Linked DNA regions of Homo sapiens: region 2 is linked to region 1. The links are chromatin contacts, found by Hi-C or POLR2A ChIA-PET in ENCODE. All regions are on one chromosome and are shown on one strand. Each heading gives the region's core, a stretch centred on a gene start or an enhancer-like site at or near the end of the contact. The rest is flanking DNA. Distances are from core to core; before and after follow the strand shown.

Region 1 (3,766 bases), core at 638-3,137:
GGAACTAATAAGAGGTTTATCTAGGCCATGCTTCAAAAATCTTGTGATAAACCAAAAGCCTCAGAATTTTGCTCACTCAAAAATCCTGCTTCAAGGAATATACCTAAAAGAATTAACATTCATCCAAGCCCTGTTTCTTTTTTTTTTGAGACAGAGTCTCGCTTTGTCGAGCAGGCTGTAGTGCAGTGGCGCAATCTTGGCTCACTGCAACCTCCGCCCTCCAGGTTCAAGCGATGCTCCTGCTTCAGCCTCCTGAGTAGCTGGGATTACCGGCGCTCGCCACCACGCCAGGCTATTCTTTTTGTATTTTTAGTAGAGACAGGGTTTCACCACGTTGGCCAGGCTGGTCTCGAACTCCTGACCTCAGGTGATCCACCCGCCTCGGCCTCCCAAAGTGTTGGGATTACAGGCGTGAGCCACCACGCCCGGCCCCAAGCCCTGTTTCTAACAGAAGAAAAAAAAAAAAATTGACATGGGCGACTATACAAGGGCAGCCACTTAGTATTCCAGGAGCCCCTCTTCACACGCTTCAGGGCAGGGCGGTCTCAGCGACCTTGTCACTCCCCTGCTTAAAGTCCTCCAATGGCTCGCCTTTAAATTTAGGGTGAAATCCAAGCTTTTTTTTTTTTTTTTTTTTTTTTGACAGGGTCTTGCTCTGTCGCCCAGCTGGAGTGCAGTGGCGCGATCTCGACTCGCTGCAACCTCCGCCTCCCGAGTTCAAGCGATCCTCCCGCCTCAGCCTCCTGAGTAGCTGGGACCACGGGCGCTCGCCACCACGCCCGGCTAATTTTTAAATTTTTTTGTAGAGATGGGGTCCCACTATATTGTCCAGGCTGGTCTCAAACTCCTGGGCTTAAGTGATCCTCCTGGCCTCCCAAAGTCCTGAGATTACAGGTGTGAGCCACCGCGCCGGCCCCCAAATATGTTATTTATAAACTGTCCCTGGCCCGTCCCTCAGATCGCAGGCCCAACCACGCCCCCAGAAAAATCTCTCACCAGCCCTGCTGGCCTTCGGGCAGTTTCTACAATGCACCAACTCGTTCCTCTCCCATGTTCCCAAGGAGCTTTCTCTGCCCCACGATCTGAGACTAGAACTGCCTCTTTCTCATTGTTGATGTCTAGGCCCAAATGACATTTCTTCATACGTAAAACGGGCTTCAAGTCTCACTCATGGCTGTGACGATCTGAAAGCAAATGCGTGTATATGACAACGTGTGAGCGATGAGAAGCTTGTCATCTGTAAAACTCCATGCGCATGTTAATTATCATGGCCGTGATAATTATGTACATTATAGAAACATTAACCAAGCGCTGGGCTCGTTTCAGGACCTTCAGTATTGCTGGGAGGCTTGGTATCCGACAGGTGTTCCAGGAGGGCAGGAAAGGAGAGATATGTTTGGTCCCAAGTCTCGCGAGGGCTCTGGGGAGCGCTGGGTCTTCAAGGACGTTTTGGATTTGAATACTTGGTGAGAGCGTCGGGTAGGGGAACAGCAGGAGCAAAGCCCGGAAGGTGGCTATGAGGATAAGAAGGGAGGACACCTGGCAGGCTGCTAAAACCAGGCCCACCTGCCGGGCAGGTGGAGGCGAGCAACCACCTAAGCTCTCTGGGACAGCGGGAGAGGGGGCAGGGGAGTCGCCGCACCATTCTTCCTGTGGCCGCTAGGGGGTCCCCGCTCCAGGTGAGCGCCAAGCTCTAGCCCCAGGTCGCTCCCTTATGCTTCAAGCAAGCTTTGCAGCGCAGCCAATTGCCAGGGGCTGTCCCGCCTACTCCCCGTCCTCGCAGCCACTTGCCTGCGCGAAATGCCTGCCAACTTCTGACTGGCAGGCAGTCTGGCAAATCAAATCGCGACCTTTGAAAGCAAAACACTGCAGCATCTTGGCAGCTCTGAATTGGGAAGGGATGAAGGAGGCTGTGCCTCCGGGTTGCACGAAGAGTCCGAGTCATTTCTCAGAAGGTTTTGATAGGTGGGCCTTAGAGGAGACGCCGCCGGTGAGTAGTGATTAACACCGGGAGGAAGGGGAATTGAATTTAACCTTCGTTTTTTTCTGGAAAAAGCGAAGTCACCTAACGTCCCCTAGTGTACATACCCTTCCTTCTTACTGTCACCAGCCTCGCCAACCTGGGTCCCGTTGCCTTGGAATGTTCTTTCCAGTTTTGCATCGAGGCCAAGAGGAGCGGGGGCATGGGCTACCTTACTAAAGGTGATGCCAGGCTCTACCAAACCAGGAAGTGACATGGAGTTAACTTTGCCAGAATTTCTCCTCTTCGTGCCGAGCGGCTCGGGCTTCCTGGCGGCAGCAGATGGTGGAGTTAGCAGGTGGGATGAGGGGAGGCGTTCTTGGTCTAAGCCCGCTTCTGGAACAGAGGTGCTGTCTCCTCGAGTTGTAAGTTTCCAGCTCAGTGGGACGGGACGGAAGAATGTAACCTTCTCGTGAGCCAAAGCCGAGGAACGGGAAGCTTGGCAGGGAACTGGCGCTCACCTCCAGAAGCCAGATCGTCGGGTGGTGGGAAAGAGCGTGTTTTATTGATTTGTTCAGAAAGAGGCAAATTCGAATACAGACGCTATGAGCCACGGCTGTCTCATTTGTAAAACGTGCTCTGTGGGATTGGTGAAATCCGTCATCGAGATAAACGGGGTGGGAATGGAAGCAGAGCACCTAGTGAATTCTCATTCCTTCCTTGGGTCAGTGACCACGTGCTCTAATTGTGGGGTGGTTGACAACGCAGAGGTGACTGCTTGCCTCTCGGGCATATGTAGGTCCTGAAGAAATGCTTCGAAATCAGGAAAAGAGAGTCACCAGGTGAAAAGTATGTGTCTTATAAGGGAGTACAGCTTGCAAAGGGTTCCTCCAGGCTTTCAGTCCGGACTCCCACCCAGCTGAGGGAGAGCCTTCAATCTTTGCAGGCGATGCTTCAGAGGCCTGCGAGTTCCTGAGGCAGAGAGGGAAGCTGCTTTTTAAAAGAAAAATTAAACCACAGCAATGCCAACCACCACAAACAAAAGCAAAACCAGAAAAGCACTTGGGCAAACTACTCTGAAGGATGTTAGGAGGCCTGGGTTCCCACCACTCCCTTGATTGACATGTCGCTAAGGTCTGTTGGCTTTCTCTGACCTCCTGTGGGTGGGGCTGAGTATATCTGCTTGTTGAAGCTCTGGAGTTGTGGTTGATTAGGCCTTAGAAAGGCATTCTTGACTGCGAAGGGGCCACAGTGCACCCAGTGCTTAACCAGCCTGCATTTAGTCAGTCGGTTGGTATGTATACAAGTCACTGTCAGGCTCTGGGCTAGATCTCATTTAGTCAGTTGGTTGGTATGTATAGAAGTCACTGTCAGGCTCTGGGCTAGATCTCAGCTGGGAGCAACTGAACAGGGTATTCCGCAAACACCTCACTGGAGTTTGCGCTCCTCAACTCCATGACTGCTTCATGGTTGAATGCTTCCCGGGGCCTCTCAGAGGTAGAAAGAACCCTGAGCCACTCTTAAGGCTCTTATGATTATTACAAATGCTAAAACATTTTTACAGAAATGTAACACAATAATGCTTTTCACATGTACGTGAAAGTATAGTGAACAATTATGCTTTCCACAAGATTGCAAACACATATTCATAGGGTTTTACAGGCAGGGAAGTCTAGCTATGGGATGTGAATTACCTGATAAAGTTACCCGGTGAATGCTTACATCTCATGTCTGTATATTGGATATATAACCTCGTCTGCAGGTAGTAGCAATAATTTCATCCTGAGGCCCTCTGACAAAGTGAAA
Region 2 (3,812 bases), core at 1,241-3,740, 640 kb before region 1:
TGTCGCTCAGGCTGGAGTGCAGTGGCACAATCTCGGCTCACTGCAACCTCTGCCTCCTGGGTTCAAGCGATTCTCCTGCCTCAGCCTCCCGAGTAGCTGGGATTACAGGCACACGCTACGATGCCTGGCTAATTTTTCTATTTTTAGTAGAGACGGGGTTTCACCATGCTGGCCAGGCTGGTCTCAAACTCCTGACCTCAAGTGATCTACCCGCCTCGGCCTCCCAAAGTGTTACAGGTGTGAGCCACCACACCTGGCTGTACCTAGCTCTTAAAGTTCATGTGACAATTAATTGAGATGAACTACATAATGTGCTTAGCACACAGTGCTCAAATAAATCATTAATGAAGGCAACAGGAAAAAGCCAAAATGAGTAGATCTCCGGGGTAAGGCCTGAGTTGGTTCTTCAAAAGGACACTCTTACCAAAGAAAGGCTACCAAGTATATCAGTCAAGTAAACATTTACTGTTTGCCACATTCCAGGTCCCTTACCTGAAACTGTGACCTAAAAGCAGGAATAATTCACGGCACTGAGCTATTTTGAAACAGAACCAAGCTTGCTTATTGCACAAGTAACTAAAATAGGACATCAAAATATTTTTCTTGTTTTTATTTTTTTGAGACAGTCTTGCTCTGACACCCAGGTTGGAGTGCAGTGGTATGATTACAGCTCACTACAGCCTCACCCTCCCAGGCTCAGGAGATCCTTCCACTTCAGCCTCCCAAATAGCTGGGACCACAGGCATGAGCCACCATGCTGGGCTAATATTTTTAATTATTTTTGTAAAGATGGGGTCTCCCTATGTTGCCCAGGCTAGTCTCAAACTCCTGGGCTCAAGTGATCCTCCCACCTTGGCCTCCCAAAAGTGCTGAGATTACAGGCATGAGGCACTGCATGTGGCCCAGAAAATATTTCTGAATGGAACTTGAAAAAATGGATATTTTGGTCTATACTTCACCAGCCCCACTGAGCACTCCAGAGCCAGATGTGAAGGGAAGAGGGTAGCCAGGGTATCCCATAACTCTCTTTCTGTATCCTGTCTTTTCCCCACCAGGGAGTAGGAAAACATTCTATCCTGAAAACAAGATTATTTCACCTCTAAACAGTGACTTTTAATTATTTTGATCTCAACCCACAATATGAAAAACACATCATATTGTGTCTGAATACAAACTCAAAACTGAAACAAAAGTTTCATCAATTGAGACTTGAAATGTGTGATACATTCTGGGTTTTTTTTTTTTTGTATTCTATTTTTTTTTTAAATGTTGATCACAATTCTCTATAAACGGATTTTAAAACCTATTGACAGGCCACAACCAGCTGTTCGAAAAAAAGTACTTTGAAATATCACATGGGGGAGGAAACGCAGAGATCATCTAGTCCAATCCCTTCACTTCACAGGGGGTAAACTGAGTCTCAGAAGATCAAGTCACTTGCCCAAGGCCACGCAGCTAGTAAGTTGCTGTGGTTGGATTTGACCGTAATAACCATCGGCTACTGAATGCCCATCATGTGTCAGCCATTTGCTGAGTTTTTTCTTTTTTTTTCTTTTTGAGACAGAGTCTTGCTCTGTCGCCAGGCTGGAGTGCAGTGGCGCGATGTCGGCTCACTGCAACCTCTGCCTCCCGGGTTCAAGCGATTCTCCTGCTTCAGCCTCCCGAGTAGCTGGGACTACAGGCTCGCGCCACCACGCCTAGCTAATTTTTGTATTTTTAGTAGAGACGGGGTTTCATCATGTTGGCTAGGATGGTCTCGATCTTTTGACCTCGTGATCCGCCCGCCTCGGCCTCCCAAAGTGCTGGGATTACAGGCGTGAGCCACCGCGCCCGGCCTGCTGAGTTCTTTAATTGCATTATTTCATTTAATACTCACTGTGATCCTATGAAACAGATACTATTCTTTCCACCTTACAGACGGGGAAACGGAGTCTCAGAATAGGGGAAATGACTTAAGGTGTCACAATGGCCAGTAGCAGACCCAGGAGTAGTCTTTAGGTCTGGCCGTGCACAAAGCCCCATGCTCTCAAGCTGTAACCCCGCTATCAAGAAAGTGGTTATGCAAGTGGGCCTGTGAGCTCTCAACGTCTAAGCCGTGCGCATGTGAGACAGCGATAAGCTCGCGTTCTCCAGTCTCCAGGGCCTTATCATTCCTCACGCTTTCCTTCATCGGCTCGCAAAGAAACGTGGCGATCAAGGAAGACAGCGAAGGCTCCATCCTCGTCGGGGGAGGATAATTCGAATCTCAGCCTGTGAGTTTACTCAGCACACCTGTTTAATCTCTTGGTCCTTCAGTTTCCACACCTAGGAAGCTGGAACAGCAGCAGCATCCAGCGCCAGGACTGGAGTCATATACGAACTCTGGCACCTGGGAGGCGCGCGTCCTACGTCAGTTCCGCTCGACCCCACCCCCCCCGCCCCCCCGCCTTCTCCCCACGCGCATGCGCCGCGCAGCGGCGCTTTTTACGACGCGGCAGGCGCGGCGCGCTTAGTTGCCGGAGCTGAACGGCGCGGAGCTGGTCTGAGGCGAGCCGAGCCGAGCGAGCGCGGCGGTGGGGCCGAGAGGACGCGCAGGTGGCGGCGTTGCCATGTCGCACGGTCACAGCCACGGCGGGGGTGGCTGCCGCTGCGCCGCCGAACGGGAGGAGCCGCCCGAGCAGCGCGGCCTGGCCTACGGCCTGTACCTGCGCATCGACCTGGAGCGGCTGCAATGCCTTAACGAGAGCCGCGAGGGCAGCGGCCGCGGCGTCTTCAAGCCGTGGGAGGAGCGGACCGACCGCTCCAAGGTGGGCCGCCTGGGGCTTGGGGCGGGCGGGGCAGGGTGCGTGTGGGGCCTCGGGCCGTCGGTCTACTCATTTCTGATGTTAAGAATAACGACAGCCTGGTTGCCAAGCGCTTTTCCGTGCCTGTCTCCTGCCAGCTCTTTGGGAGGCGAGCAGCGTTGTCTCCCCATTTTGCATATAGGGAAACTGAGGCCTAGAGGGAACGGGGACAGTTTTGTCAAGCTACACAGCCTAACGCTCTATTCCAGGGCTGTGTGGGCTAGAGAGGATGGTCGTGAGGGCCGTTGGACCATTGGTGCTAATGGCTGCCTCATCATATTACCTGGTGAAGATGAGCCTAGGGAGATGAAAGGTGGTTCCCATATAGAGCAAATGTTCTTTACATTGTGGGGTCGCAGGCCCCTTTGCTATCTGTTTGAAAGCAGTGGACCTTCTTCTCAGAAAAATGCACATAAACACCTGCCTTTCAGTTCACACTTCAGAAGGCTCTTCGACCCTGGAAATTCATTCATGGGCTTTTTGTTAAGAACCTTCCAGTTGGGTGGCCTGTGGCTGTTATGACACTGGATAAGACTGGTTAGCTTCAAGTTAATAAGTCTTGGAAAACCAAGGGAGAGTGACTCTTCCCATTGCACCCCAGTTGTAGAGCAGGGTGGGAGATGCCTGAAATTGTAGGCTCTCAGCAAATATTTGTTGCTTTCTCCTCCCCCCTCCCCATCCCCTCCAGTTTGTTGAAAGTGATGCAGATGAAGAGCTTCTGTTTAATATTCCGTAAGTATCTCCTTGGTGCCTACCTCAGGCTAAATAGGCTGTACCCAGTTGCCTCAGATGGATTCATTCACTGGTGTCAAGAGCACACATTTGCTTCTAGAAATGGGATAAATTACTTTGGTGGGTTTGAGGAGGAAAGCATCATAGCTTTCTTGGTGCAGACTGGAAACAGATGTATTTGTAGAACAATAACTGAGAAATTGAGGTAGATTTCTTAGAATTGTAGAATGCTAGAGGTAGACAGGATCTTAGAAATTA

What was found. Hi-C counts contacts between places; a loop is a spot of excess contacts on that map. ChIA-PET counts read pairs that join two places held with the same protein, here RNA polymerase II (POLR2A). Pooled maps may share reads with other maps.
Region 2: a pooled map shows a loop between it and region 1 (3-fold over the local background). The contact joins the promoter of PITHD1 here to the promoter of NIPAL3 in region 1. A Hi-C loop is called at or near these places in 1 of 37 single-sample maps with no recorded cell type and 2 of 50 pooled maps. POLR2A ChIA-PET finds 5 or more read pairs at or near these places in 3 of 52 experiments (HEK293, T-cell and activated T-cell).

Annotation. Positions count from the first base shown.
Region 1 is chr1:24,413,915-24,417,680 of GRCh38, forward strand. It overlaps NIPAL3 (NIPA like domain containing 3), which reads left to right and starts at 1,888. Exons shown (of 12, transcript NM_020448.5): 1 at 1,888-1,990. It also overlaps a transcript of STPG1 not described here.
Region 2 is chr1:23,775,928-23,779,739 of GRCh38, forward strand. It overlaps PITHD1 (PITH domain containing 1), which reads left to right and starts at 2,491. Exons shown (of 6, transcript NM_020362.5): 1 at 2,491-2,786; 2 at 3,511-3,554. The coding sequence starts at 2,589. It overlaps ELOA-AS1 (ELOA antisense RNA 1), which reads right to left and starts at 2,370. Exons shown (of 4, transcript NR_038280.1): 1 at 2,272-2,370. RefSeq lists enhancers at 1,215-2,167, 3,421-3,812 and silencers at 2,421-2,730, 2,821-2,870.